3 separate regions of the Homo sapiens genome follow, and regions 1 and 2 are each linked to region 3. Evidence: read pairs that join two places in POLR2A ChIA-PET (ENCODE). Cell type or tissue: HepG2. All regions are shown on one strand. Each heading gives the region's core, and the rest is flanking DNA. Links, peaks and the distances in the headings are about the cores only. Region 1 holds the start of TRC-GCA2-1 (tRNA-Cys (anticodon GCA) 2-1). Region 2 has its middle 50 kb from the start of LINC01091. Region 3 holds the start of LINC01091 (long intergenic non-protein coding RNA 1091).

Region 1 (10,535 bases), core at 2,957-7,956, 140 kb after region 3:
TATTTGCAAGATCAGTTGAAAGGTGAAGGCAGTTTTCCCTGGAGGCAGGGAGGAGGGCCTGAATGAGAGGGCAGGACCCTAGGGATGGAGATGACCAGGGCAGAAGTTATTTCCCGAGCAACTTGGCAAGCCTGAGTTACCACATCTCTAGCATTTTGATCTGAGCTGCATGTAGGTGCTATTCATCTGAAAAGAGAATTCAAATGGGAGGTAGGTTTTTGGCAGCAGACGGTATTAAACGCAATTTTGGATATGCTGAGTTTAAAAAGCTTGTGGGGCATCAAGGGGAGAGGTCCATTTACAAACCTTGTTTTTGCAAATTTGAGAGCCATCAATAATATGAATGGTAGCCATTTATACATTATATTTAATTAAATATAAACATATACTGAATACTGACTATGTCCTGAGCTGTTCTAGGCTCCAGGGATACAGCAAAAACTAAAACAGACAAGGGCCTGCTCCCACAGGGCTCACACTGTCATGGCGTGGGTGGGGCAAGGGTGGGGAAACAGACAGTGATCAATTATGTACATATGTTAGGGGGTGATAACATCTGTGAAGAAAAATAAGGAGACTGGAGAGTGACTGGGTACAGGGCCAGATGGCTTAGGCAAGCGAGGTACTCAGGACACTAAATGTAGAGAGGCACTCATTCTCAGGTGCTCACCCTGCCCTTGCATGAGAGTGGGTGCCTCCTTAAATTCTGTACCCTGGGTATCTTGCTTGCCTCCGCCTAGTCCCAGCCCTGACTAGATACCTGCTATTTTCTATGGATAACCAGGAAAGCCTTCGTCTAAAGGTGACACTGGAGAACTAAACAACGAAGCAAGCCACATATCGCCATATGTGAGGAAAGAACATTCTAAGCAGACAAAATCATATGTGCAAACGCCCTGAGGCAGGAGAGTAGAGGTGTGTTCAAGAAATATTTCCCAGAAAGCTCACCAAGGGAGAATGTAGGAAAGAGTTCTCTCCCAATGAGAGAACTTCTCAGAGAGCACAAGTAAGGGATGGGCAAAGGGGAAAGGCCAAAAAAGACTAAGAAGGACAGGCCATGGAGGTAGGAGAAAAACAGGAGTGTGTCCTGTCACCACAGACAAGGGAGTAACTTTCCAAAGAGGTAGCAGTTGATACTGGCAACCACCACAGATACCAGATAAGATGCGACAGAAATCTTTCAGAGGCAGCAACTGGGGCTCTGTGCTGACTTTGGGGAAAACAGATTCTGACTTGGAGAGCTTTCCTAAACTAATTCCACACCTGAATGCAAATTTTGGTGTGCACTTGTAAATAATCTTCTTTCTGGTATGGAGAATCACCATAATTATTTCCATTTCAAACCCAAGCAAGCAATGCAGAAACTAAAAATTACAGTTCAATTTGAACACTTTCAATCCAGACATAATAGTCTTATGGGAACTGATTCATAATTAAAGCCTTTGAATTCATGTCCCAGCTGGCCGAACCCTCTCATAAGTAGAGTCAGTTGCTAAAGTATCCCTTCCCTATGGGAATACATAGTCTCATTCTCTGACCTTTAATCGAGGTCCCACATAACACACTGGTCTTAGGCACTCTAGGAATTCTTCACCCCATAGAATGTGAGCATCCCCAATCTCGTCCCCTTGGGCTAGATGAATGGGCATTATTTATTAACTATGAATGAACACAAAGCTCCGGGTTCAACTAAAACCAAAACTCTTCGCTGGATGGAGTAGTTTCCTTTTAACTGAATTCCAGTGCTTTAGGGAATTTGTGGCTTCATAGTCTCATCACCAAAACTTACTTACTAACCAAAACAAAGTAAAAAATATCAGTGAGTGTGTGAGGTTTCACGGTTTAATCAGAAACAGAGGGGGAGGCCATCACTGTAATGAAGTCCAACAAAAGACACATTACATAAAATCAAAAGAAAGCCAAAGAACATAATATGCTCAAGCTCACACCTGTCCATGGAATAATAACATTGTGTTCCATTTTTCACTATGCAAAAGGAAAAACCTATAACATTTTAAAACTACAAGCAGTGGTGGGGGTATAGCTCAGTGGTAGAGCATTTGACTGCAGATCAAGAGGTCCCCGGTTCAAATCCGGGTGCCCCCTCTGTGCTCTGGAGTTTTGCCGGGCGCGGTGGCTCACGCCTGTAATCCCAGCACTTTGGGAGGCCGCGCCTGTAATCCCAGCACTTTGGGAGGCCGGGGCAGATCACGAGGTCAGGAGATCGAGACCATGGCGGTGGCGGGCACCTGTAGTCCCAGCTACTGGGGAGGCTGAGGCAAGAGAATGGCGTGAACCCGGGAGGCGGAGCTTGCAGTGAGCCGAGATCGCGCCACTCACTCCAGCCTGGGCGACAGAGCCAGACTCCGTCTCAAAAAAAAAAAAAAAAAAAAAACTGCAAGCAAAGCTGTCTCAGGTTAACATTTGTATTTCTAAGCAAATTGTTTACCAAGCAACACTTAAGCATGTTTTTTTTTTTTTTTTTTTTTTTTTTTTTAAGACAGAGTCTTGCTCTGTTGCCCAGGCTCGAGTGCAGTGGCGCGATCTCGGCTCACTGCAAGCTCTGCCTCCCGAGCTCACCCCATTCTCCTGCCTCAGCTTCCCGAGTAGCTGGGACTACAGGCGCCAGCCACCACGCCCGGCTAATTTTTTTTCTTTTTTGTATTTTTAGTAGAGACAGGGTTTCACCGTGTTAGCCAGGATGCTCTCGATCTCCTGACCTTGTGATCCGCCCGCCTCAGCCTCCCAAAGTGCTGGGATTACAGGCGTGAGCCACCGCGCCCGGCTGAGCATGTATTATAAGAAAAAACACTGACCCTCGCCACTCCCAAATTTTTTATTTTATTTTTATTTTTTTCTTTAGAGATGGGGACTTACTCTGTTGCCCAGGCTGGAGTGCGGTGGCCTGATCACAGCTCACTGTAGCCTCAACCTCCTGGGCTCTAGTGATCCTCCCACTTCAGCCTCCTGAGTAGTTGGGCCAACAGGTGTGCAACACCACACCCAGCTAATTTTTTTTTTTTCCTGTAGAGACAGGGGTCTCACTTTGTTGCCCAGGCTGGCCTATCTTTTTTAAAAAATTTATACTAATAAGTTAACTTTGAAACCAGCTTAGACAGATTTTTTCCCCTCCAAATGATGCTTCTGTGAAAAATATGAATTATGAGCCACACCTGCTGGCTGACACCTGCTTCTGGCTTTTTCCTGCTCTAAAATGGCTGAGTGAAATGGAAATGAAGCAGGAATTCATAGTTAAGGGTCAATTCTTGGACCAAGGCCGTGATGAAAGAATGTACTTGGATAAGAAACAGAAGATCCTTGCACTTGGCCACTTGGAAAGCTTCTTGGTGGTAGCCTAGGCAGTAATTAATTCACAGATCCAGGTGTTGTATGTATGTTGTGTGTGCTCTCAGAGCATGTCAGGACAACTTGAGAGCAAGAAGTCTGCAGCCACGTGGTTGGGAAGAGAAAGTGCCTTTTAAGAAAAATAAAAAATGGATGTGAGCATTTCACATAGTCAAGTGTTTGCATTAGAGACCAAACAGACATCTACCTCTTTACAGAAATGTATTAACATGCCCGACACTGAAACACCTAGATTAAAATACTTCAACATCTATTTTATAATGTGTCCTCTTTATTTTACCTTCAAAACCACAAGACAATTACCTGCTTCCTGTTTAATATGTACTGAAAATGGAAACGAATTTGATTTTTACCTGACAGCTGTCCCTTCAGATTTTTCCTTTGTTTTGTATTACTATGGCTAGAACAGCCCAGCAGGACCATGACTGTATTTTTTTTTATTGTTTTTTTTGAGACAGCTCACTCTGTCGCCCAAGCTAGAGTGCAGTGGCACGATTTGGGCTCACTGCAACCTCCGCCTTCTGGGTTCAAACGATTCTCCCATCTCAGCCTCCTGAGTAACTGGGATCCAAGCCCGGCTAATTTTTGTATTTTTTAGTAGAGACAGGGTTTCACCGTCTTGGCGAGGCTGGTCTCAAACTCCTGACCTCAAGTGATCCGCCCGCCTGGGCCTCCGAAAGTGCTGGGATTACAGGCGTGAGCCACTGCGCCTCGCCTGACTGCATGTTTTAAACAAAAACTGAGACTTATATGTGTGGACGGTTGGTTGAATTCATTTCAGACTGACTGGGGGTGGGATCTGATGGTCCTAGTGTATCCCCAGTCCCGCTGCAAGTGGAGTCCTCCATGTCGTTAGGAAGATCAGAAAAGCTATCTTGTGAAATGTCACCATGCTCCAGGGCTCTATGGGCAGTCTTCCACTTTTCTACAATACCCCAAACCTATGTGTACCTTTCCCCAGCCTGATGTTGAACACACTCTAAATTACAGCTGTGGACACAGAAGCACAGGTGCGGCCCAGCTGCAGTGGCCATCCTGCCCATCAACCTCTCTGCTTACAAGCCCAAGAGGTCAATGCGAAGCAGCAGGGCCCCCTGAGGACAAGACGTCTCCCTTTTCCCGTAGTTGCACGGGAAGCAACCCGAGACCTCCGAACTTGATGTTTAATGTGAAAAAAGGAAAGAGAGGGAGCCCATGAAAAACAATCTTGCAAGAATTCTGAACACACTTCTTTCGGCTACTCTCTGCCTAAGTGCAAAGGGCACCAAAAGGGTACGTGGGGTCTCCACTGTACTCATGGCTCACCAAAAGAGGCGACTCCCTTCCAGCAATTACTTTTTCTTAATACGGAGGCGCTTCGGCAGGGCTGACCAGACCCATGAGTCTCTCATGCCCTCTCCTTGACAATGCAGCAAGGGGGAATAGCAACAGTTAAAAGAGCGGACCACCTTAAGTAAAGGAAAAAGCGTATTTCCATATTCTTAAACAAAGGGGTTCTGCACCATCTGTCCCTGTCTGGGTGCCTCCGCTCCACACTGAGAGGATTTGCGAGGGATTCAAGTGCACCTTATAGATTAAATAGTCACTCGGCTGCTTAAGCCCGGTTGCCCAGACAATGGCCGCGCAGAGCGCCCCTTCCTCCTTCCTTCCTGTCGAGCGTTCTGCCTGACTACACAAACTCAATGCGCGCGGCTCCCCCGATGCAAGAAGTGGACTTGACCGGAGCTAAAACCAACAAAGGCAGATTCTGGTGGGAGCTGCGGAAGCGCCGGGCACTGAGTCAACAAGCGGGTCGCATTGAAATGCAAATGGCGCGGCCGCGGCCCCGGCGCACCACCTCCCGCTCCTTAACTTCTCAACCCCCGGGCCTCGCCGGGCCTTGAATGGCTCCTTTGACGCGCGGTGGCCGGCTCGGGCCGTGGTCGCGGCCTCGGCGGCGGCGGCGGCAGCGCTGCGTCCCTGCGAACTCTTTTTTTTTTTTTTTTTTTTTTGCCGTAGTTATAATTGCCCTAACTCATCATCACATCATCATCATCACCCTTCCAGACTTGCGGGTGTACACAGCCTGAAGCGCAGAATTCCCTGATCAGTGACCGAGGAACTGAAAATTTCAGCCTGCTGCTAAGGGGGGAAAAAAGTTCCAAAGTCCAATTGTGGCGGTTAGGTTTTGTTTTTTCTAAGAATTTACTCACTTAAGTATTTACTCACTTAAATCCTGTGCGCTTTCTTTTATCCAGAAAGAACCAGACTTAAATTTTTTCAGGTGCTAGATGACATATTTAGCTTAGAAGGAAGTTCTCGCGGATGCTCTGTAAACGTTTAAGTAAAAACAAATCCCGTTTGGCACTTAGTTACCGCCCGCCGTCTCTCCCCACGCCTCCATCCCTTGTTTTACTTTGGCGAGATAATATTATCAGTTTGCTGTTTATTTTGTGCTTTCCCTAAGGTCTAAAGTTAATGCATGTCCTGTTAAAATTCCTACAGGACAGTAAAGGGAGAGTAAAGGTGAGTTTTCTTTACAGAAATAAAAGGCTAATTTAATTTTTTTAAACGATGAGTTACTAGTAGTAGTTTAAAGCTACGTGGTAATTAAAAGTCACCTGAAAACCTAAGATGACCTTCTACAGGAGCTATATTTGGCTGCTATTTCAGACTGTTAGGAAATAAGGACTGATATATCTATAACAAATATAATGAAGTAAATAATTTTTCAACTCCTAATTTTGTAAGTTAACCAGAATATAATCGTATTTGAACATCTAATAGTTGTGTAATTCACTGAAATACACAGATTATTTTGCTAAAAAGCAACTAAAGAAACATGCTACCATCTTTAATTTTGCATAATTTTTAATTTATTTGGTATAACAGAGTCGAATTTAAGAAAAACTTTCATAGTTGGCGTGGCTTAAAATCAGAATACTTTATGCTTTTTGAAGGTAGGTCTTTTCTTTTGGTAACACCTCCCTACCCAGCACACAGGTGTGTGTGCAAACACACACACACACACACTTTGGCCTATAAAAAATAATTGTTGGATTGCGTTGAGCTGAGTTGAGTAGACTTAAAGAGTCGAGTTGCTCTACAAGGCAAGATTCAGAATTACAGTAATGGCATTACTTTCTGTAATGTATATCCAATAGTTCTGCTTGCGCATCCATTCTCCCTTATAGAAGGTGAACCTAATTTTCATTCAGAGGACTATCCCTCTCCCACTCACAGTCTCAGTGGTTCAGTGAGGCCGACCCCATCCACATACATGGCTCCAGGGCCACAGCTAGTCCATACAATGTCTTCACACAAGTTAGAAAAATGCACTGCTTCCTTCAGGCAAATGAAGTCCAGCACCAGAGCACCAGCCTTGCCCAGAAAATAGCCAGGGTTGCACTGCCTTGTCAGCTGGGGCTTTGTACACTTCACATCACATGCAGTCCTTCCTATTTCCAGCAGTAAACATGTGACTGCCATCAGCCTATTCAGTCTATAGTGGTAAGTTTCAGGAACAGGCATATGAACCAAGTTGATCTCATGATAGCCGGGAACTTTTGCTGAAATTATTAGAATAAAGCCATTCTTGCTTTCTAGTGGAACTGAATAACTCAGGGGTTCCCAACCCCCAGGCCACATACTGGTACTGGTCCGTGGCCTGCTAGGAACTGGGCCACACAGCAGGACACTGCTCCCCATTGCTCACATTACCACCTGAGCTCCGCCTCCTGTCAGATCAGCTGTGGCATTAGATTCTCATAGGAGAATAAACCCTATTGTGAACTGCACATGCAAGGGATCTAGGTTGCCAGCTCCTGAGAATCTAAAGCCTGATGATCTGTCACTGTCTCCCATCACTCCCAGATGGTCCCATCTGGTTGCAGGAAAACAAGCTCAGGGGTCCCACTGATTCTACATTATGGTGAATTGTATTGTTATTTCATTATATATTATAATGTAATAATAGAAATAAAGTCCACAATAAATGTAATGCACTTGAATCATCCAGAAACCATCCCCCACTCCCAGGTCCATGGAAAAATTGTCTTCCACAAAACCAGTCACTGGTGCCAAAAAGATTAGGGACTGCTGGAATAAGTGGTAGCATACAGACTTGGGGCTGCACTCTACCATCCTGTCATCAGTGAGGAACAGTCATCCATAGGAAAGAAAGAGAAGGAGAGTGAGAGATTAACCATATCATATGAGCACCCAGATACAGCCATATCTAAATCAATCACCTTTTCAGTGATGTAAGCCAATAAATTCCTTCTTTTAAATAAGCCATTTTAAGGCCGGGTGTGGTGGCTCACACCTGTAATCTCAGCACTTTGGGAGGCTGAGGCGGGTGGATCACCTGAGGTCAGGAGTTCGACCAGCCTGACCAATATGGTGAAACCCCCGTCTCTACTAAAAATACAAAAATTAGCCAGGCCTGGTGGCACACACCTGTAATCCCAGCTACTCAGGAGGCTGAAGCAGAAGAATCGCTTGAACCGGGGAGGCAGAGGTTGCAGTGAGCCGAGATTGCGCCACTGCACTCCAGCCTGAGTGACAGAGCGAGATTCCTTCTCAAAAAAAAAAAAAATAAAGTAAAATAAATAAGCCATTTTAATGATTTTTCTGTCATTTGCAATCCAAAAGAGTTTTGACCAATACAGTTGCCGCAGTAGGAAAATGTAAATCTCACAGTAAATGATAAGTATGTAACCGAATTAATGTTGGGGTTTGATATCACTGCACTTGATAATTATTTCAGTAACAGGTAAATCAGTGTAAGTCAACTTTTATAAACAACCATTCTATTTCCCCTGCCTTTTTGTCTTCAATATATAATATATTAAATTAAAATATATAAATGAATTTTATTTTCTTTGGTGGTTTGAACGGTTTTCTCTTGGCAGTGCCCATTGTTGAAAACAGTTTGAGTACTGAATGGGATGTTTAGACAGAAAGGTTGAAAACTACCCAAGGAACAAATCCCCTTGATATGTTTAATTCTGATTGTAAGTGGAATTTTTAAAAAAAATCTTTTCACATCTATTGAGCAGTCTAATAAATCTGAAATTATATTAGTAAATAAAAGAACAAACCACATAGGATATAAGAACTTAAAAAAAAAACAGTAATCCCTGGATATCAGCAAAATTTTACTAAGAAAGAGTTATACCAAACTACATTTATTTATCATTTGATGACCAAGATGGCAGCTTGCTCTTTGTTCCCAGAAATAGTCAAGTGGAAGATAGAAGATGAATCGTTTGTTAGGGATACAGAAGAAATTCTGCCTGCAGGGAGAAGTTCAACTGGTTTCTAGGTTTCTTTTAATTTTCACATCTTGAGTTTATAATTCTAACATTTTGTACATAGCAGATATGAACTTTCCCCCAAATTAATTACTATCTTCTCATCTCTTTACCATGTTGTCCTCCCCCCTCACTTATCATTCATGATTATCATTTCATTACTTTGAATTGCATTTATTTGAACCTGAAAAAATTAAATTTTGTTTTCAAAAAAGTATAACAACCTGAATTGTTTCCAGTTTTAGCCCAAAGCTAAGTTCCTGTTGCTGTTTTTATTTGAATATACAAGAACAGAGGATTTAGATATGAATGAAAATTAAGAGAAACTGCAATTCATTTTTTCTAGTTCCTGTTCTTTGTTATTCTTGGCTGCACCATTGTCATACCTTAGGAGATTGAAAAGAAATGCCATTAGTTCTTTGTTTTGTAAATACGGACTTCTTTTCCTTTTTTGCTGTAATGTCTGACACATCTGCTTTCTATTTTTATATCATAATTACAAGTACCTCTTCCATAGCTCCACTCTTCCTTTGAAATTCCTCATCTTTAAGAAGAAATCACTCACAGCTAAAATGGCCTCTCTGACTCCCACCTGTGACCTGCCTATACTATCTGCTAAGTTTCATTAAATGGAGAATAGGGCCAGAGGTTTGACAGCTCCTGTAAAAGTGAACAATGAGTTGTGTTCCTCAGCATTTCTCTTTTCTTTTCTGTGTTTTTTTTTTTTTTTTTTTTGAGACGGAGTCTCACTCTGTTACCCAGGCTGGAGCGCAGCCGCACGATCTCTGCTTGCTGCAACCTCTGCTTCCCGAGTTCAAGCAATTCTCCTGCCTCAGCCTCCCAAGTAGCTGGGACTACAGGCACATGCCACCATGCCCAGCTAATTTTTGTATTTTTAGTAGAGATGGAGTTTTACCATGTTGGCCAGGCTGGTCTTGAATGCCTGACCTCAGGTGATCCACCCACTTTAGCCTCCCAAAGTGCTGGGATTACAGGTGTGAGCCACCATGCCCAGCAAGTTCCTCAGCATTTCTAGACCCTCTTGTAGCTTGACTTCCTGTGCTTCACAGGCCAAAAGATGAACTCCACACTTTCCAGACTCCCTTGCAGTGAAGGTCCGTATGAAATCTAGCTTCTGCCAAGCCAACATGACCACACAGAACTCGAAGGTGGAAGTGAACAAGGTGAGGAGATCAAGTCTCCCGGAAAGCAGAAACCTCCAATTCTTCTTGGGCAGCTGTGGAAGAGTTTCTGAAGCTCAGTTCCTAGAGTTGTAGGTTCCAAGTGACCAGGAGGCAATGCCAGGAGTGTTTTGCTCAAAACAGTCCTTTGTTGGACTTAGCAAATTTCTCAGGGCTGCTCCATTCCTAGCTGTTGTAGCAACCACTTGGGCATAGTTCTTTGGCCTCCTTCTTTAACTACCAAGTATCTGGTATCTGCTTGAACCAATTAGAGTGAATTCTGCTGCATAAAGTAATTGGTAACAGAGGTACTTCAAGTGAGGGAAATAGAAATCTGAGATTGGTTGTCTGACTTGGTTGGATGTGAAAGCACTGAGGATCTGGTTACTATTGGGAGGGAGCACAGTGATGGAGGTTGCCTAAACCTTTACTGGCAGTCACCAGAATACAGTCACTGGGACCACCAGGATGCTTCTTAGTGAAGACAAGGTTTTACAGACCAAGTGGCCACCATTATAGAACAGAATGGAGGGACATAAGCCAGACTACTTCCATTGTACTGGAGCACTTAAATAAAGAAAAGGATGACATCAAGGTTCTTAGTTCTTGTTTAAGGCCTGATCAGAGACCAAGGAATTACTATAATTACCCTAAAGACATTTTATCTTTTGTCAGCCACATTTTTTGTCTGACA
Region 2 (10,535 bases), core at 3,043-8,042, 50 kb after region 3:
AATAAAGCGAGTAACAGGAATTTTCCCAGTGAATATAAAAGTTACATTTACACTACACTACAGTCTAAGTGTGCAATTGCATTATATCTAAAAAATGTACATATCTTAATTTTTAAAATATTTTATTGCTAAAAAATTCTAGCAATCATCTGAGCCTTCAGCGAGTCATGATCTTTTTACTGGTAGAAGGTCTTGACTTGACGTTGATAGCTGTTCCTTGTATAGGGTGGTGACTACTGAAGGTTGGGGTGGTTTTTTTTTTTTTTTTGAGACAGAGTCTCGCTCTGTCACCCAGGCTGGAATGCAATGGCGCGATCTCGGCTCACTGCAAGCTCCGCCTCCCTGGTTCATGCCATTCTCCTGCCTCAGCCTCCCGAGTAGTTGGGACTACAGGCACCCGACACCACACCCAGCTAAGTTTTTTGTATTTTTAGTAGACGGGGTTTCACCATGTTAGCCAGTCTGGTCTCGATCTCCTGACCTCATGATCTGCCCGCCTCGGCCTCCCAAAATGCTGGGAGTGAGGTGAGCCACCGTGCCTGGCCAGTTTTGGCAATTTCTTTAAGACAATAATAAATGTTGCCAAATCAATTAACTCATCCTTTCGTGAAAGATTCCTCATAACATGAAATGCTGCTTGATAGCATTTTACCGCAGTTGAACTTCTTTGAAAATTGAAGTCACTCTTCTCAAACCCTGCTACTGCTTTATCAACTAAGTTTATATAATATTCTAAATCTTTTGTTGTCATTTCAACAATGTTCACAGATTTTTCACCAGAAGTAGATTCCATCTCAAGAAACCACTTTCTTTGCTCATCAATCCACAAGAAGCAACTCCTCATCCATTAAAGTTTAATATGAGATTGTAGTAATTCAATCATATCATCAGGCACCATGTCTAATTCTAGTGCTCTTGCTATTTTCATCCCACCTACAGTTACTTGCTCCACCCAAGTCTTTAGCCCCTCAAAGTCATCCATGATGTTGGAATCAACTTCTTCCCAATTCCTGTTCATGACATTTTGACGTCCTCCTCTGAATCACGAGTGCTTTAAATGGCTTCTAAAGTCACGAATCTTTTCCAGAAGGTTTTCAACTGACTTTGCCCAGATCCATCCAGATTCCCTCAGAGGATTCACTGTCTATGGCAACTATTGCCTTACAAAATGTATTTCTTAAATCATAAAACATGAAAGTCTAAATTACTTCTTGATACCTGGGCAGCAGAATGGGTGTTCTATCAGCAGGCATGAAAACAAAATTAATGTCCTTGTACATCTCTATCAGTGCTTTTGGGTGGTCAGGTCCATTGTTAATGAACAGTAATATTTTGAAAAGAATCTTTTTTTCTGAGCAGTAGATCATCAGTATACATAAAATATTTAGTAAACCATGCTGTAAGTAGATGTGCTGTCATCCAGGCTTTGTTGCCCCACTTATAGAGCACAGGCAGAGTAGATTTAACATAATTCTTAGGGGCCCTAGGATTTTCAGATGGTAAATGAGCATTGGCTTCAACTTAAAGTCACCAGCTGCATTAGCCCCTAACGAGAGAGTCAGCCTGTCCTTTGAAGCTTTGAAGCCAGACATTGACTTTTCCTCTATAGCTGTGTTAGCAGCTGCAAATCCATTTGGGTCTGCAGCAACCTCAACTCTCACATCCTCAGAAGACTTCGACCAAAAGTCAAAACACAGAGTAAGAGACTAAGTCGAGTTTTAGAGCAGGAGTGAAAGTTTGTTTAAAAGTTTTAGGGACCAGACGCGGTGGCTCACACCTGTAATCCCAGCACTTTGGGAGGCCAAGGCAGGCAGATCACTTGAGCTCAGGAGTTCGAGACCAGCATGGCCAACATGGCGAAACACTGTCTCTAGTAAAAATACAAAAATTAGCTGGGCATGTGGTGTACACTTGTACTCCCAGCACTCAGGAGACTGAGGCAGGAGAATCGCTTGAACCCAGGAGCCTGAGGTTGCAGTGAGCCAAGATTGTGCCAATGCACTCCAGCCTGGGAGACAGAGTGCGACTCCATCTCAAAAATAAATAAATAAATAAAAATAAAAGGAAAGAAAATAAAAGTTTCAGGGCAGGAATGAAAGGAAGTACGCTTGGAAGAGGGCCAAGTGGGCAACTTAAGAAAATCAAGTACGTGGTTTGACCTTTGATTTGGGGAGTCATATGTTGGCATGCTTCCAAGGCTGCATTACATCTCCCATTTCTTCCCTTGGGCAGGCTGTCCGTATGCACAGTGGCTGCCAGCACTTGTGAGGGACTGCATGCACGGTGTGTTTACTGGAGTTGTATGTATGTGTGCTCACTTGAGGCGTTCTCTTACCAGTCGAATGTTCCTAGAAGGTCAAATACCAGTTAAACTCCAATATTTTGCCTCTTAGTGCATATGCTTGAGCCCACTCACCCAGCCCCTAGATTTTATCAGGAAGCTGCTGATCACCAGTTTCAGATATTTCTATCTATTGGGAGACTGCCTTTCCCTGGCGCTGGCTGCAATCAATTATTATTTTAGAGAGACTGTTAACAACCACCTGACCATCACCTGATGGTAGCCTGACATTCCTGTTGGGAAGGAGGCCCTCTCCTGACCTGCTCATGTCTGCCTGACTACCTACTGTAACACTGTGAAAGTCCTAGGTGGCATCTTCTTCCAACTGAAGGCTGTTTTGTCTATAGTGAAAGCCTATTGTTTAGTGTGGTCACTTTTATCAATTAGCTAGTCCTTCTGGATGACTTCTACATCAGCACTTACTGCTTCACTTTGCACTTTTATGTTAGGGAGAGGGCTTCTTCCCTAAAACCTCAGGAACCAACCTCTGCTAGCTTCCAATTTTTCTTCTACAGCTTCCTCACCTCTCTCAGACCTTCATAAAATGGAAGCGAGTTAGAATCTTGCTCTGGGGCTTTGGCTTGTGGGAATGCTGTGGCTGGTTTGATCTTTTATCCAGACCACTTAAACTTTCTCCATATCAACATAAGGCTGTTGCACTTTCTTTTCCTTTCTTTTCTTTTTAAATAGAGACAGGGTCTCACTATGTTGCCCAGGCTGGTCTCAAACTCCCAGGCTCAAGTGATCCTCCTGCCTTGGCCTCCCAAAGTGCTGGGATTAGAAGAGTGAGCCACCATGCCCGGCCTCTGTTGTGCTATCTTATCATTAATGTGTTCATTGGAATAGTACTTTTAATTTCTTCAAGAACTTTTCCTTTGCACTCACAACTTGGCTGTTTGGCACAAGAGGCCTACCTTTTGGCCTATCTTGACTTTAACATGCCTTCCTCACTAAGCTTATTCATTTCTAAATTTGATTCAAAGTGAGAGACTTGCAACTCTTCCTTTCACTTGAACACTTAGAAGCCATTGAAGGGTTATTCGTTGGCCCCATTTCAATATCGTGTGTCTGACGGAATAGGGAGGCCCCAGAGAGACGAGAAAACCATTGGTATGTGGAGCAGTCAGAACACACCATCTTGTATGGGGGCAGTTCATGGTGCCCCCACCAAAATTACAATAGTGACATCAAAGATCATGATTACAGATCACTATAACAGATATAATAATAATTGCAGCAAACCACCATGGCACATGTATACCTATGTAACAAATCTGCACGTTCAGCACATGTATCCCAGAATTTAAAGTAAAATTTAAAAATATATATAATAATAATGAAAAAGTTTGAAATATTGTGAAAATTACCACAGTGTGACACAGAGACACTAAGTGGGCACATGCTGTTGGGAAGAATAGGGCTGATAGACTTGCTCAATGCAAGGTTGCCACAAACCTTCAGTTTGCAGAAAACGCAGCACCTGTGAAGCACAATAAAACAAGGTGTGTCTCTAAAGCTCTAACACAGATCCTGGCTTGGGTAGATGGTTAGTGAATTATATCAGCTTGATTCATTCATTCTACAATTCTGACAGAGCACTACTATCTACCAGTCAGTATCAGCTTTTCTGAAAGATTAGGGAAAGATCATTAACTTTTAGTGAGTGTTTTTTTCTTTTTTCACATCATAATGGTCCTCAAGATTCAGAATCAGCCGCAGTTGAAATTTAACAAGGACAGTGAACCGACTTCTTCTCCAAAGAGGCAGTTGTATAAAGAGCAGCATTGATAAAAGTCCTGACCGTCTCATTCTCCACAAGGATTTCTACATAGGTCTAATTTTCATTTTCACAATAAGCCTCAGTATTCACCACATGCAAGTATTTAACTTCGAAACCTCAAAATAATCAATCTCTATCATATTATTGTTCTTAAGCAGCCAGAAATCTCTTCAGAGACTTTATTAGAAATGTTGGTAATCCTTCAAAATGCCAATTGGCGTCTTTTTCAAACTGTTCTGTAACATCATCTCTATCATCATCCTCCACAGATACCTCCAGAAGGATTCTAGTCAATAAGTTACTTAAAGTGTTCACCACACATGTGGGATTAGATACAGATGAGTGGTTGTAATATATTTCAGAGGTCACTGTAAATGCAGAAAGGAAATAGCTGCATATTCTATTTCCTCAAGACAAAATTTGTTTATAGGAATTATTGATTAAAAACATTAAAACAATTTCTGTGTTCACAGAGTACCTTCCTTTCAGTGATTGCAGTCACCAATAAAATTTGTGGTTAAAATATGTCTTAAAATATGTACCACATTTAGATTTGAAATAAGCAGAGAAGGAAATGTTGAATTGTTTTGAGAGGAGAGAAAAAGAAAAAAAAAACAGTAAAACGGAAGCATAGATGGATTTCTTACCTTAACTGCCAAAAATGAGACTGAGTCTCAAAATCTTTTTCTTTCTATAATTTACCAAAGTGAAGGGAGTCAGAGAAATTAGGACTCAATTATCCAGATTCCTAAACAATGGGTCCTGCAGTCACCAGTTAATTGTTTAAGCCTCCACTTCCTTTTGTCTGTGTTTTCTGGGGTGGGAGGGAGGAAAAGAGAAAGGAAACACATAGAAAACAGATGTGGAAAGAAATATTTATCAACAAAAAGTCTTGGTAAACCACGATTTTTATATCGCCCTTGCACTATATTTTCCAAGTTTCCTAGTTTTCTCAAACCCCAAAGAATTTGTAGCTAGAGAGGAAAACCAAAGCTTTTTATATGTTTTCCACAGGATTAGGAAGGCATATTTGGAGAATTCTGATGCTTTTCCCTTAACCTAATATTAATACATGTTTTTGACTCAAGGAATTTCTGTCAGAGAATGGGAGAAATAAAAGGTTCATTTAGCTGGTTTGTTCTGTCCTTGGACTTCCAGGCAGAATAAACAGCACCTTGTGACAAAGGCGGGCCACACGCTGGCTGAGCTCCAGGCAGACACTGGGGGATGCAGTCTGTTTATCAGACAGCACATTGTCTTAACCAGGATGTGGTTGGCTTTTGTAACAAGAAGTATGCAAATAAGTTTCCCAGAGACCCAACACCCTGTTCCCCACCACACTTGTTCCTTCAGTAGACACATGCTAATGGTGGCTGCCCTGAGAACAGAAGAGAGAGCCACAGAAAGAGGAGAGGAAGAGGAAGTGTCCTGAATTAGCCAGATTAGCCAATGGATCTTTTCAAGAAATACACCACAAAGAATACAACTCCAAGCCACCCTGATTCCCAAAAAAAAAGCATTCTAAAATAATATTGAATATTTTTTAATGTTCAAAAATGTTAAAACTTCTGAATCTGGGTTCATTTATTCTCAGTACAGAGGAAGGCAATGAGGCTTTGAAATGCTGCATGTTCTCTCCAGAAAAATTGCATCACCAGACTCTTCATCAAACCTCTGCCAAAAACGTCTTTCTCAACTTCAGTTGCCTCATATATAAAAAGGTGCTAATAATAGTACCTATGATGTATGGTTGCTGGAAGGATTAAATGAGGTAATTAATAGAAAACAATTTAGCACAATGCCCAGCACACATCTGGGCTCTGAAAATGTTAGCAGGTTGTATATTATGCTTTATTGAGCTGTGTATCATAAAAACACAAAGAATGAAAGAAAAGTACCAGAGGGAAAGAACTTGAAGTGGTAAACATAATTACTGAGAAGGAAGAACAGTATCCCACTTGCTACTAGAAAGAGTTTAATGAATTACTAGTTTCTATAGACTTTGGAGTCAGACAGGCCTGGTTTTACATAACCTTGGGAAAATTTCCTAATCCTATCTGTGTCTAGGTTTCTTTATCTGTAACATGAGTTTAACACCCACCAAGCAGGGTTTTAGGAGTAAATGAGACAATACATGAAAAGGTTCACCTTCTTTCAGTCTCCTCACATCACCTTTACATGAAAGTGACTAACACAGCACCAGGCAAACATAGTCACTGAATAGTGGTTATTATGTGTTTGCTTTATTTACACAATCGTACGGTTGGGTTTAAATTCCAGCTCTGCCACTTTATTGCTGTGTAATTTTAGGCCAGTTGCTTAACCTTTCTGGGCTTCAATTTCCTCCACAGTAAAATGGGGCTCCATAATAATACCTATCTCAACAGGTTTGCTGTGAGGATCAAGTGAGCTAATTCCTACAAGGCCCTCAGAACTAGCTCATGGCACTAAATAAAGACTGGCCACTATTGGTTGTAATCATAGTCTTACTACTTGATGCCAACAGTTAATTTCATTTTACTGCTACATTCTGTAAGGCATGGAATGGCTATTTGGCATAACTGTAATCAGACTGCCATTTCTGGCCATTAGAATTGCACTGGATATCTTTGCAAACGTTCATATAATCCAAAGCACTGACATTAATTATGTCTCATTATTTCAAAACGATTTATTCAAAGTAGGCAAAGAATGGTTTTCTCCTGATGGTTGGGTTCACCTTCTTTCAGTCTCCTCACATCACCTTTCATTCATGAAATAATCTCTCTCTTTGCCAGGGCAAATGAATGGGAAATCAATATCAAAATGATTTCAGAAAAAGAATTCAGTCTTACAGACTTCAGTTACTCAATATACTTTAAACTGGAAAATGTTTCATTTGCTACTTCCACATTTCTACAATTTCTACTCCTATATAAGCAAATGCAGATGACCCAGCAGTGGCCCTCCTCCGATGCCTGTAATATGTAACTTAGGTTTTGTTGTGATTTTCCTTTCACTTGCCTGTCTTCCCAACTGTTGAGTATTTGAAAGGAGTATTACTCCTCTCTTTCAGATCTGTAACTTCTGTAACTAACACATAGCACTGTGGTGTCTGAAGCCACTTCACCTGTGTTCAAATCCCAACTTTAACATTTAATAGCTTTGTGACTATGGCTAAGTCACTGAAATTCTCTATGCCTCAGTTCTTTATCTATAAAAATAAGGATGATAATAACAACCTCATGAGATTTCAGTGAAGATTAGAGATCCTAATACATGGAAAGGGCTTAGAACAGAGTCAGACTGAGGAATCATAGTTAATACTGTATTATTTTGCTGTTATTAATATTGGTGATAACTGGCTGGCATGTTCTTACTCTCATACAGCTTATGTATCACTGCTTGAGGCAAATTAATGAATATATCAATAAAATTAATCAGGTAATAATATGTGCTGTGATTGATATAGGAAAGGGTACTGTGATAAAGTGTGACTGAAAGACTACTTTAGATTGGATGGTCAGAGAAGGCCTCTCAAAGGATATGATGATTGAAGGTAAAACCAGGAAAAAGCCAGCCTTAAGAAGTCATGGAGAAAGAGCATTCCATAGACAGAGAAAACTACCCAAAAGCCTTAAGGCAGGAAGGAGCTTGTCTTGTTCCACAGCAGAAAGAATGTCAGTGTGGTTTGGCTGGAGTGTAGTCAGCAAGGCAGAGAAGGATAGGAAATGATGCCAGAGAGGTAGGCATTGGCTAGAAAATATAGACACCTAGAACCTGAGAGAGAATTTAAACGTATTTCAAGTATAAGGAGTTACCTTTGTTGAGTCTTGCAAATTTACATGATCTCATTTATATTTTCAAATAATCACTCTGGCTGCTATGTAGATCGGAATCAAGGAGATAAACTTGGAGGCTCTTGCAGTAATCCAACCAAAACAAAACAAACAAAAAGAGGAGGTAGCTTATATTAGGATGGGAGTGGTGGAGACAAAAAGTAGATGGAGTTGGGATAGGTTTTGAAGATAAAATCAACAGGATGTGCTGATGGATCAACAATATAGGTAATTGAGGTAAATATGCTTTCTAAAGGAAAAAGATGTTCAGATGATGCTGCACCTTTTTAATGCAGTCATGCGTCACGTAATGACAAGGATGCATTCTGAGAAATGCAGTGTTGGGCAGTTTTGTTGTTGTATAAACATCATGAAGTGTGCTTACCCAAACCTAGATGGTATAACCTACTACACACCTAAGCTGGTATCGCTTGTGTGTCCTGGGCTGCAAACCTGTAAGGAATGTCACTGTTCTGAAGACAGCAGGCAATTGTAACACAAGATGATTATTTGTATACCCAAACATATCCAAACATAGAAAAGATACAGTCAAAATATGGTATTATAATCCTATAGGACCACTGTCACATATGCAGTTCAATGTTGACTCATATGTCATTATGTGGCATATGACTGTACTGTGCTTTAGATTTAGCTCTAATTTAAGGCATAAAATGACTTATAAAAGTTCTAAAATGGACATAAAAAGGGATAGGACTATAAAAACTTTCCAATAAGTATGGAGGAAACCTGAAAACATCACGGCTAGTAGCCCTCTTCCTCCACACAGTCTGCAGAAGGCTGCAAGCCGCTAGGGAAAATCCTTCTCACTGCTTAGTGCCATATCAGTATGATAAGAAAAAAAAAAAAATAGGCAATATGAACTGACAGAGGGGAGGAGATGCGCTCATGAACCTGGGCTAGTAAGTGGGTCCCCATAGCCCATGTGCAGTTTGCAAGGGACCCAGAAGGTCATATGTGCCATAGCACTGGACCCCAATGAGCAAGACCACCTGGTGGAATAATACAGACCTGACATCAGAAAAAATAATGAACACACAATGTGAGTATTTCTCAACCCCATGCCAGAACACCTGAAAGCCCAGATAGGATCTGTTCTACCTCAACAGACACGGCACAACAGAGACCAATAAGGAACAGGAGAATGGTGTCAGATCCTGCCGTGTTACTTTAACCAACCTCATACACTACAATGTCATCTTGAGGAGATGCAGGGAGAGGAGAAGGAATTCAAAAAACCTCTCTCGAAAAGAGAATAAGTAATCCAAAGGATATGGATACCATTACTTGGCAAGCTTCAGTTTGTCTTTCTTTTTCTTTCTTCCTTCCTTTTTCTTTCTTCCTTTCTTTCTCTCTTTTTTTTTTTTTTTTTTTGACAGAGTCTCACTCTGTCACTCATGCTGGAGTGCAGTGGTGCAATCTCAGCTCACTGCAACCTCCACCTCCTGGATTCAAGTGATTCTCCTGCCTCAGCCTCCCAAGTAGCTGGGGCTACAGGCGCACACCACCACGCCCAGCTAATTTTTGTATTTTTAGTAAAGATGGGGTTTCACCATGTTGGCCAGGATGGTCTCGATCTCTTGACCTCATGATCTGCCTGCCTCAGCCTCCCAAAGTGCTGGGATTACAGGCGTGAGCCACTGCGCCTTGCTAGTTTTCTTTCTTTCTAACAAGGTAAAGGCTTAGGAAGAAAATTAGCTGTGATGTAAAAAATATAGAAGCTACATTTTCTTTACTCATCTAATTTATAATTATTACATTTGTAATAGTATCATAAATTCAGTTCACAGTATTAATATTGGACAAGGCTAAATTCAAGCAAAAGTGTTAAACAAAACAAATAATAAACTTTATGATATAGAATATAATCCACAATGAGATTATAACTTTCTTGGTGCACAAAAGTTATATTAATTTCATAATGCAGAGACTATAGGGAATGCAAGGGAAAATAGACTACAACATAAGATTAGAAAACTCTAAATCATAATTTTAGTCCATGGAAAAATCAATTAGAGAAAAAATAAGAATGTTTGATATCAATTCTATAATTGATTAATATTAACATAATAGATATGTAGAAATTGCTATCCTAATAAAAATAATTCACCTACTTTACAAGAATTCGTGGTACCTTTATAAAATTTTGACTATAAATCAAACCAAAACAAAACAACAACAAACTAGAAATGCATAGAACACTTTATTGACTATAACCCCATTGATAAACTATAGATGAAGAAGAGGAGGAGAAGGAAGAGAAGTCAAGAAGGAAGAGAAGGACATGAAGAAGAAAATCAACCACATAAATGTTAAGAAACTTGCTTTTAATCAATACTTGGATCAAAGAAAATATCAAAACTAAAGTTTCAAAATATCTACAAAATAATAATGAAATGCATTACATATTTTAAAATATGGGCCAGGCTGAAAAAACTACTTTGAATTAAACTCATAATCATGAGCACATTATTAAGATAAGAAAGAAAAAAATAAATTAATATTCAAGTCAATACATTAGGAAAAAAACAAAATTAGAGAAAGTGGAAGGAAGGAAAAGGAAGAACAAATACTA
Region 3 (10,535 bases), core at 2,746-7,745:
TGACCATGTCTTGTCTAGTGAATGCCAGGTGCTGTTAGGTGACATTTTCTACAATCAAATTTAGTAGCCCTTAATTCTTTTTTTTTTTTTTTTTTTTTTGAGACGGAGTCTCCCTCTGTCACCCAGGCTGGAGTGCAGTGGTCTGATCTCTGCTCACTGCAACCTCCGCCTCCCAGGTTCAAGCAATTCTCCTGCCTCAGCTTCCTGAGTAGCTGGGATTACAGACATGTGCTGCCACGCCCAGCTAATTTTTTTTTTTTTTTTTTTTTTTTTGTATTTTTAGTAGAGACAGGGTTTCAGCATGTTGGTCAGGCTGGTCTCGAACTCTTGACCTCATGATCCACCCACCTTGGCCTCCCAAAGTGCTGGGATTACAGGCATGAGCCACCACGCCCAGCCCCCTTAATTCATTTTTAAGAGCCTGAGTTCATGAGAGAAAAGGAGAGGGGGAAGCTAGTTTCTTTATGCTTTTGTCAATCCCATTCTCTCTTTATTCTATACCTTATCATGGCCATTTTATTTTCAATTCTTTTCCATTTCCTTTCATGTCATGTATACAGTCAGCAAGAGGGGAAGAATACCTTTCCTTCTCTGCTAAGAAATAGCAAGGGATCTTGAATAATTTTCCCTCTGATATGTGTTAACTGATCTTGTTCTACCTCTGTTTTTGCTGTTGGATTGCTGTCTGTCAGACACTGCTGATGATTTCTAAGTAATTCATTTGTCCCACAAGTGGGACAAATTATTCCCTAAAATACTTGAGAAAGTGTACAGTAGAGGAGCCTAGAACAACAAATCTGGCTCAATTCTAGCCTCCTATAATTATCTACATGCCCTGAGGGAAGCCATTTATACCTGAGACTCCATTTACCCCCTCTGTATAACGGACGTGAAGACCTACATGTATTATTAGTCCGTTATCACACTGCTGATAAAGACATATCCGAGACTGGGCAATTTACAAAAGAAAGAGCTTTAATTGGACTTACAGTTCCACATGGATGGGGAAGCATCACCATCATGGTGGAAGGCAAGAAGGAGCAAGTCCCATCTTGCATGGATGGCAGCAGTCAAGGAGAAAATGAGGAAGAGGCAAAAGTGGAAACTGCTCAAACCAACAGATCTCGTGAGACTTACTCACTACCAGGAGAACAGTATGGGGAAAACTGCCCCCATGATTCAGTTATCTCCCACCGGGTCCCTCCTAAAACATGTGGGAATTATGGCAGTACAATTCAAGATGAGATATGGGTGGGGACACAGAGCCAAACCATATCACCACATAAAGGGTGATGAGTATTATAAGCAATGTCCTTTAAGTGCCTAGTATAGTTCCTATCTTACGGTAGATGGAGATATTATTATTCATTACTGCAATGGTTAATACTGAGTGTCAACTTGATTGGACTGAAAGATACAAAGTATTGATCCTGGGCATGTCTGTGAGGGTGTTGCCAAAGGAGATTAACATTTGAGTCAGTGGGCTGGGAAAGGCAGACCCACCCTTAATCTGGTGAGCACAATCTAATTAGCTGCCAGTGTAGCTAGAATATAAAGCAGGCAGAAAAATGTGAAAAGAGAGCCTGGCCTAGCCTCCCAGCCTACATGTTTCTCCCATGCTGGATACTTCCTGCCCTTGAACATCAGACTCCATGTTCTTCAGTTTTGGAACTTGGACTGGCTCTCCTTGCTCCTCAGCTGGCAGAGAGCCTATGGTGGGACTTTGTGGTCGTGTGAGTTAATACTAAATAAACTCCCATATATAGATATGGAGTTTATGGCAGACTCCTATATAACCACCACTAACTGCCATTAAGCTTTAAAAATAAAAGAGTTTTGTCAGTAAATATATGAATGGCTTATAGATGAACACTTCAAATAATCCATTACACAATCTCACCACTCAATATCATACTGTCAAAGAACTCTTATTAAGCAAGAGGACATGTCATGTGAAAGACCCAAGATACACTGAACCATATTACATCAGTACCCTGTTTTGTTTTTACCACTAGACAATTTGTTAGACTGATTTATTTTCTGTTATTACTTTCCATTGTTCCAGGAAAAGGAAAGAAGGAAGAAAGTCTCTTCCTTTGAATGTTAAAGATTTAATTGCGGCTGGGCGCAGTGGCTCACACTTGCAATCCCAGCACTTTGGGAGAATGAGGTGGGTGGATCACAAGGTCAGAAGTTCGAGACCAGCCTGGCCAACATGATGAAACTCCTTCTCTACTAAAAATACAAAAATTATCTGGGTGTGGTGGCAGGTGCCTATAATCCCAGCTACTCTGGAGGCTGAGGCAGGAGAATTTGAACCTGGGAGATGGAGGTTGCAGTGAGCCAAGATCGCACCATTGCACATTGCACTCCAGCCTGGGCAACAGGGTGAAACTCCATCTCAAAAAAAAAAAAAAAAAAAAAAAAAAAAAAAAAAAAAAAAAAAGCATTTAATTGCACTTAATTTTGAACAGAAAGCATGGAGAAAACATCACTTACCTTCTCAAACTCCATTTTGTACACCCCAATTGACTGAGTGGTGCTTTCCCACCCTCATCCACAGATCACAGAGACACAGCTAGGACAGAAGAATTCTCCTCTAACAGCAGATCTGGCTGGGTACAAAAAAAAAAAAAAAAAAAAACAGGAAATGTTCTAAGTGACTTTCATCCATTTATTTCCAAAGTAAATAATCCCACAGAAATGGATAGGAAAAAAATTTAGCCTACATTCTTTTACTTTACAACATAGTTCCAGATATAGTCTTTGGTTTTATTTTCATAACAAGTTACGTTCTTAATATGTCACAGTGAATTTCAAGGAAAGCATTATTTGTCATGGTTCCAAATATTAATGTCTCTGATGAAATTGATGTTTCTGTCATTTCTAGTTGTCAGAGTTTCTGTTTCCTCAAGGTCTTCTCTAGCAACAAAATCCCAAAATTCTTTAAGAACATGAAGATGGCTCTTGATACAATTTTGTATTATATTGCATGTTAGATCTACAAAGAGGCTCTTCTCCCTATACTGAGAGAAACTCTTTCTGATTGAGTCCTTGTGTCTTCTAAAGTGGATCACTTTATGGTATTGTTTGTTCTTAATAGTAATGATCAGAATGGTAACACTAAGCAAAGAGCACCTGTAGGGCTGGGCTAATTATTTTACATATTAGTTTATTTAATCCTCCAAACTTCCTGTAAAATAGGTTTTCATTTCTGCATGGCATAAGAGAGGCTTTCAAGGGATTAAGAGGCTGCAAGTCACAATTTGGTAAAATCTGGAACTAGTAAAATCTACATCTCTCCCCAACTCCAAAACTTGTGTTCTTTATGCAGTACTAACCAGAGTAAGAAGGAAAATGTGTAAATAAATTATGCTACTTGACAGTTATAGAACCTAAGCAAATGATAAATGCAAAGTCTACCAGTAGTGAGTCAAGAGCAAAGTCTAGGGGTTGAACCCAAGCAGCCCCAGACATCCAATCCAGAGCCATGTTTGGGTTAACATTCATAATGTTTTGATTTTTATTCAGAATAATTGCCCACATTTAAAACTATGCAGAATTCCCATAAAAAGCAGGACTGAGAACTTCTATTGACAAATCAGAATATCTAGCAACTTGGGCCTCCACATTCCCACATGGTAGCAATAAGTGAAGCAGAGTAGCAGATGCCCCTTCGGACAGGACACTCCACCCATGCACTGCAGCCTACTCTCTGCTGACTTAGTTTGTGTGCCTGAACCCTCAGGGCTTTTGAGTTTGTGACCCTCCTTTTCTCCATGGCATCCAATGTAGTCAAATTAGAAGGGTAAAATGTTCTCAACTTCATAAATATACAGTGTGTCAAAAACTATAAGAAAGAATGTAACTTGTACCTTTTCCTCAATGGTTTCTTCCTGGGGATGACCCAGAGATTGTGAGGGTTTGGAGAACAGCCTAGGGCCTTCAATTAAAATAGTTTTGTCTTTGGTTACTACCGGAATAAACCTGTAAGCAGACAGCTGTTTCATGCCAGCTGAAATTCTAGTCTTGGGTGGGATGGCAGAGGTTTATGACTTCAGATGAGAAACAGGCAGGAACAGATTATATTCTTATGCCAAGTTTCTCTCTTTATTGCCATGGAAGCAAGAAGAGCAATGCAGAACATGGAAAGCTTTGCTAGAGCAGTGTTTCACTCAGACTTTCTGCAAGACATCAGGAGCTGCTCGAGATTTTGCAAACACATTTATGGGAAAATCATGGCTATAGAAAAGCTCCTAAAATTAAAACAGAGCTGGAAAAGAATAAAGATCATTGCATTTGTCTTTAAACTCAGAAGCAGAACCCCTGGGATTTAGCATTGTATAACAACACTGGAAACATTATTAACATTAATAAATAAACATCTGGATTGACTTGCAGTCTAAATTTAAGTGTCCTAAATATTTTGGCTCAATTATAACTATACTGCTTTTTTCTAAATTCTCAAATGTTTCTTCTGTCCTTAGCTTATATTTCATTTTCTTCTAACTCTTTTAACTCGAATCTTTAAATGGACCTTGTTGTATAAATGTTTAAGCACCAAATGTCTATATAAGGATATGGAATTGATATTGATTTCAGATTTCATATTTGTACAATCTGGGTTCTTTACATACTTATAGGCTTTTAATTGGAATTACATAATCACACCATTTGTTTATCTTTATTTCATATAATGCTTTCTGTTATATATAATTTCAAGAGTGCCAAAATTTACCAACAAAGTTTTAGTTGAGCTAAAATTAAACCTGCATGCTATTATGAAGCTATCTGTTATTTCCATTTTTAAATATAAAATTAGCCAGAGTTAGCCCAGTTTGGGATAGTATTAGGGAGAACCCATAAAATATGGTGACATAAACCACATTATGCCATAATCATGGCCAAGTTTCACTTGAATTCTCAAATGTATTCAAAAAGCAAGAGTAAAGGTCAGCAAAACACATCTTCACCAAGAAAAGTGCAGTAAAACGAATGCCAAATTAAATGGGCCAGCTACAGAGAATTCTACCCATAAACACAATGCTTATACTTAATCTGTTTCTCACCACCTTCATTTGAGAACGCTGGTCTCAGGTCCCTGGGCTGCTGTTCCTGCCTTGAGCTTTTTTGTCGTTGCAAGCCACGGGGTTGCTATGCAAAGTCCCAACGCATGGAACCAGAGTTAATCATTCACAGGCCTTTTTGCCTGAAATAAGATGCTTTTCATTTCCCTTGGCTTATGTGAATAATGAAAAAAGAAAACAAACAAAGGAGATAACTGCACAATGTTAAAAGATAATCCCTTAGCATAACTATTGTCTAGAAGGCTGAGCACCGTAGTCAGGCAAAAATCCAGTCTGCATTCAGTGACTACACTGACATTTATTTATAAGAGATTATGCCGTGACAGAGCTTCAAGTCATTTAGAAATGCTCCCATTCCCCAAGGCCTTCGTTATATTTATATGCAGGAGCCCATATTATTTTTCCTGGTGTTATGGCAACAAGGATTTCAGTGTTTACAGAGCTATCAAGTTCTGACAAGCCAAGCCGGGGACTTTGCATCACTGGCTTGCATTAAAATGGAGCGCAGGACCTGGAGAGCTGAGCTGAAGCTCAGCTGTCTGAACAACTAATACCTGAGCAGAAGAGGGTTAGGAAGCAGGCAAACGGTGCTAATCAACTCACAGAGCCACTTTCCCCCAAGGGAATTTGCCCTCATGATCCTGCGGTTTAAGAAATATATTACAAAATACGCTGAACCTAGGAAGTCATATTAAACTCAAAAGAAAAACAAAACCCAAATTCCTACTACAATTTTGTACTCTGCGTGGATGTTTTAAAGCTGTGTTGAGTATCGTACATTAGAGTCCTTTATTAGGCCTCTGGAGTAGAGAAAGGGGAAATGAAAATGCAGTGGGTGAAGAAAGGGCAGAACAAATACTCTCTCTGTGCCCACCTTTGGTTTTTAACTACACAATGGAGATCAGCCCAGCTTACGTTCACACCTAATTTAACCACTGCCCAGGGCCCAGTAGTTTCTAGCATACTCCAGCTCTGAAGCTAATTACTGCAGGAAGCTGGTTATGAAAATGTCCCAGAAATATCTGTATCTCACAGACAAAATTATTTTGAGAACTTGCCACCTGCTCCACGAAAATAAATATATGGAAGCAGGACCTTGCGCTCCATGGTTTTCTACATTGAAGTTGTTTTCTGGAGTTGGCCCAAACTCCTCCATATTCTCTGACTAGAGACAGAGCTAGAAATCATTTAAAAAAAAAAAAAAGTCCTTCCAAACATACTCTTTGGACATCTTGGTTCTAGATGGAGCAGGAAATAAAAGCCACAAGCTTAACCTCTGATACAATAAGCTACCACCTTCCAGTTCTAGATTTGGGCCTGGGAAATAATCAAGTCAGAGTAAAATGAAACAAGGAGTTCTAACCACATTTCTTTTTCTTCTTTTTCTTTCTCTCTTTATTTTCTTTCCTTTATATATGTGTGTTCATAAGGGTATTGGTACTCATTTGGTTATAAAAGTGTCACACTGAATTGTAGAATGAACTTCACACACGTCTAAATCCTTTTCAGTTTTTTTGAGATAGGGTCTCCCATTGGCAGTGCAATCATGGCTCACTGCTGCCTCAACCTCCCAGGCTCAAGTGATCTTCCCATCTCAATCTCCCAGGTAACTAGGATTACAGGCAAATGCCACCATGCCTGGGTAATTTTTTGTATTTTTTTGTAGAGACAGGGTCTCACTATGTTGCCCAGGCTGGTCTAGAACTCCTGGGTTCAAGTGATATGCCTGCCTCAGCCTGGGATTACAGGCATGAGATACCACACCCAGCTAATTTTTTTTTTTAATTGAGGTTTTGTTCTGTTTTAAGGATAAATAGCAAGAAATATGCAGATTTCCTAATGCTTAAGGTGAACATTTCAACAAATAATGAACTGAGACTTGCCAGGTACCGTAGACATGTGGAAAAAAGTTTTATTTACACAGTATACACTTTTAAGTCATATAAAATAATTTTTAATGGCAGAAAAGGTAGTAACAATAATTACACTAAATGTCTCTGAATGTCTTTCTTAGTAAACTAGAGCTATATAAGAAAATAGCTAGAAATGGGTGAGTGTGATCTCCTGGATTTTCCCCTTGGAAAAGACCAGTATTGACAGGGCCGCTTCACAAGACTCACTGGGAAGCCTGGGAGAGGCACAGGTCTTTGTGGCCCAGATACACAGCAAGCCCATTCTCTCATTAGCAACAGTGACCACTGTTTACAATACCTGTTGCTATCAGAGACTTTACCTTTTTTTTTCTTAAGAGTTAATCTTGCTCATAGTTTGTCAGCTCTTTTGGGATCCTAGCACACAAACTAGATTATCTGCGGCTGCTCTTCCCAGCAGCCAGAGATTAAAGGATATCATTTAAAGTTGTGCTTTCGGTGTCTTTTTATTTCTTTTGGTCTGCTCACTTCAGTTTACCACACAGCAGCTGCCAAGGCAGCTGATGTTACCATCTTCATCACAATGGTCTTCATCATTATCATCAAGAGAAGAACTTATTACAAACGTAATTTCCCAGATATCTTTCCTATGTGCTCTCAAGAAAATTACATAAGCTTGGGTCTGACCACAAACTCTGTAAATTCATCATTCATTCATTCATCATGTATTTTTTAGCCTTTAACTGTGTATGGCACTGTACACTACACTAAGGATACAGTAATATACAAGGTAAACAAGGTCTTCATCCTGATTGAGGTAAAATTCTATGGGGAGACAGTCAAATACAAATAAATCAACAAGTAATACAAATGCTGGTGTCAAATTTGCTAAAAAGGAAATTAAGACATTATGATGAGAATGACATAGACTATCTTTAGATATTGAGTGCTTAAAAACTTCTTCCCTGAATGACATTTAAGAAGGGACTTGTTGGGTAAGAAAACAGTTCTGAATTAATAAACTAAAAGCATTCTGTTCATGGTAAACCTAATGCTGCACAGGGCTCTTAATGGCTACTTAAATTAGATAAAATATTTCTGCCATATTTTACATCTCTCAGTTTTCCAGAGGATTGAACTGGATGATTTGGGGGAAGACTTATGTCTTACTCCAAAGCTTGATACTACATCATTAACTAATTCTATCTTTTGACCTCATTCATATTTTGGGTCCCACAACAGACCAGGACCTTCCTTTACTGAAGGAAGGTATAGAAACGTGTTTTTTAACCTGGCAGATTCCTGAAAAATTTCTCTTAGTATCCATCCTGAATTTACATACAAAATAAACTATATGGTTTATATACAAATCACTAATGAGAACATCTAGCACTTTCATCAGGTTTTTAAAGGGCTCTGAAAAAAGGATACAGGCACTCAGACAGATGATTCTAAAGTAGTCCATTGCTCTGGAATCTTTCAAAAAGTTGACTTGGACTCTTTTTTTTTCCATAATAGGCCAAGCTTCAGTTTCTTCATTCCACATACTTTTTAAAAATTGGTTTATAATCCAACATTTGTGTTTAACTACCTATTTCAAGATCATAATAACATGTGCTCTTGAAATATCAATAAGTCAAATATGGGCAAATGACTTTTGTTCGGTTGCCAGCTCCAACCCAATAACCTCTCCATGACTACTCCAGAGACATATGTAACAGGCTAAAAGGAAGTCACTAGAGGTTGTTGGTCCTCAGGCTCATCTAGAAAGATAATCCCAAGATGCACTTAACGACTGCGGAGACGTGGGTCGATGCAAGGCCATTCTCTATCCCTGATCCAGCCCAAGAGGAAGTTGATTGGATGCAGGTTTCAAGACCTAGAGTAAAATCATCATCAGAATCACCTGAGGGTTTCTTAATCTCAGTTATGTGGATGAGTTATGTGGGTGTAGATATATGGGTGTCAGTGTACTACCTTTTTAAACTTCTTTTGTATGTTTAAATTTTTTCACAATAGAAAGATGGGAAAAAGTAACTTTGCACAAGCTAATATTACTTTTATCTACACCTCTCCACTGGCCCACATGGTTATGATTCAAAAGATTCGCAGTAGAGACGCACACATTTGTGTATTTTGAAAATAAAGAGAAATATTCTCCTATGATTAAGATAGGCACACCTTGAAAACCACTGCCCTAAGAGGAAGTGGGAGACAAGGGCAATCGCTTCCCACATATGAAGCCCTTTCAGCATCCCCCTCAGTATCAACTCCCTTTTCCCCTCCCAGGAGAGCAAAGAGTCATTTGGGGGGCAGAATACCTGGACTGAACCCTCCGTTGTTTCCAGTGAAAATTGCCAGCTTCTGATTTAAGCTTCTAATATTTAGGCATACATATATATTATATATTATAAACATATACACACATATAAAAGCCCAAATATATGTGTGTGTGTATACATATATATGTACACATCTATATAAGCCTGGTGACAGAGCGACACCCTGTCTCAAGAAAAAAAAAAAAAGCACTTTTGCATGGCTTATTCTCTTTCTTTCCCTGGCTTCGCTCATGAAATCATTGGGTTCTCCTAGAGACATGTCCTTAATTAGTTACCTGCATAAGAATTATCATCTAAAAGGATTCACTTTTGCGAAGGCAGCCTGACACCCAACTTTTCCATTTCTAGCTCAGGGATATCTTGATAAATGTATCTCACTCCTGAGTAAATCAGACATATTGCAAAGAGGAATGATAGTAATTTTTAAATGATGCAAAAGAAATCAGTATTAGTATGTCTCAGAAAGTTCTAAGTTCAAGTTCCTATGTTTCAGATAAGCTATATATATATATATATATATAGAGAGAGAGAGAGAGAGAGAGAGAGAAAGAAAGAGAGAGAGAGAGAGAGAGAGAGAGAGAGAGAGAGAGCCAGGAGTTTGAGAGTAGGATGAGCAACATAGTGAAACCCTATCCCTAAAAAAAAATTTTTTTTTAATTAGCCAGGTGTAGCTAGGACAGTCCTAGCTACTTAGGAGGATTGCTTAAGCCCGGAAGTCCAAGGCTGCAGTGAGCTATGATGGTGCCACTGCACTCCAGCCTGCGTGACAGAGTGAGACACTGTCTCTAATGTCTCTACAATCACCAGCAGGACCCTCAATAGTGTAACTTAGTAGAATTAAATATACTGAGGGCAAAAAGCACGGCTTCTAGGAGCTGAGTAACTTTGTGCAAGTTATTTAATTTCTCCAAGGCTTAGTTTCATATTTGTTAATGTGGGTAATAATACTCACTATACAAGGATTTTTGAAGATTAAGTTTTAAAATCTATCAAGAAATGCCTAGCACAACGTCAGGCATATAATAGGCACTAAATAAATAATAGTTTCTTGTTCCTTGAGACATGTTTCTGAACTGGATTGTACTTTTTTTTCCTGAAATTCTTGAGAATGACTGGATTCCAATTGTTACATGGTACTAGGGGCAGTCTATTAAAAAGTACAGATCCTCATTAACACAATCTGACATGATGCTGGCAGAGCTCTCAAAAACAAGGAACTCATAGTTTTCTTTAGT

What was found. ChIA-PET counts read pairs that join two places held together with the same protein. Peaks named below come from ENCODE experiments on the same cell type or tissue, not always from the same donor. Only the 100,000 strongest peaks of a DNase experiment are listed, where the experiment ranks them.
Region 1: POLR2A ChIA-PET joins it to region 3 with 11 read pairs; 3 of 35 experiments call an interaction of 5 or more read pairs at or near these places.
Region 2: POLR2A ChIA-PET joins it to region 3 with 11 read pairs; 5 of 35 experiments call an interaction of 5 or more read pairs at or near these places.

Annotation. Positions count from the first base shown.
Region 1 is chr4:123,500,421-123,510,955 of GRCh38, reverse strand. TRC-GCA2-1 (tRNA-Cys (anticodon GCA) 2-1) reads left to right here and starts at 2,035; the gene lies at 2,035-2,106. RefSeq lists enhancers at 4,568-5,415, 8,773-9,274. In HepG2, for the core only: no CTCF peak of the experiment used is centred there; DNase peaks (open chromatin) are centred at 5,105 and 5,705; H3K4me3 peaks cover 1,342 bases.
Region 2 is chr4:123,595,020-123,605,554 of GRCh38, reverse strand. No RefSeq gene overlaps it. Among named protein-coding and RNA genes, the nearest start is that of LINC01091, 50 kb to the left of the region's middle. RefSeq lists enhancers at 4,614-5,259, 5,227-5,521. In HepG2, for the core only: no CTCF peak of the experiment used is centred there; DNase peaks (open chromatin) are centred at 5,354 and 6,244; H3K4me3 peaks cover 979 bases.
Region 3 is chr4:123,644,867-123,655,401 of GRCh38, reverse strand. It overlaps LINC01091 (long intergenic non-protein coding RNA 1091), which reads right to left and starts at 5,411. Exons shown (of 6, transcript NR_027105.3): 1 at 5,073-5,411; 2 at 2,500-2,615. In HepG2, for the core only: no CTCF peak of the experiment used is centred there; DNase peaks (open chromatin) are centred at 5,181 and 5,511; H3K4me3 peaks cover 1,836 bases.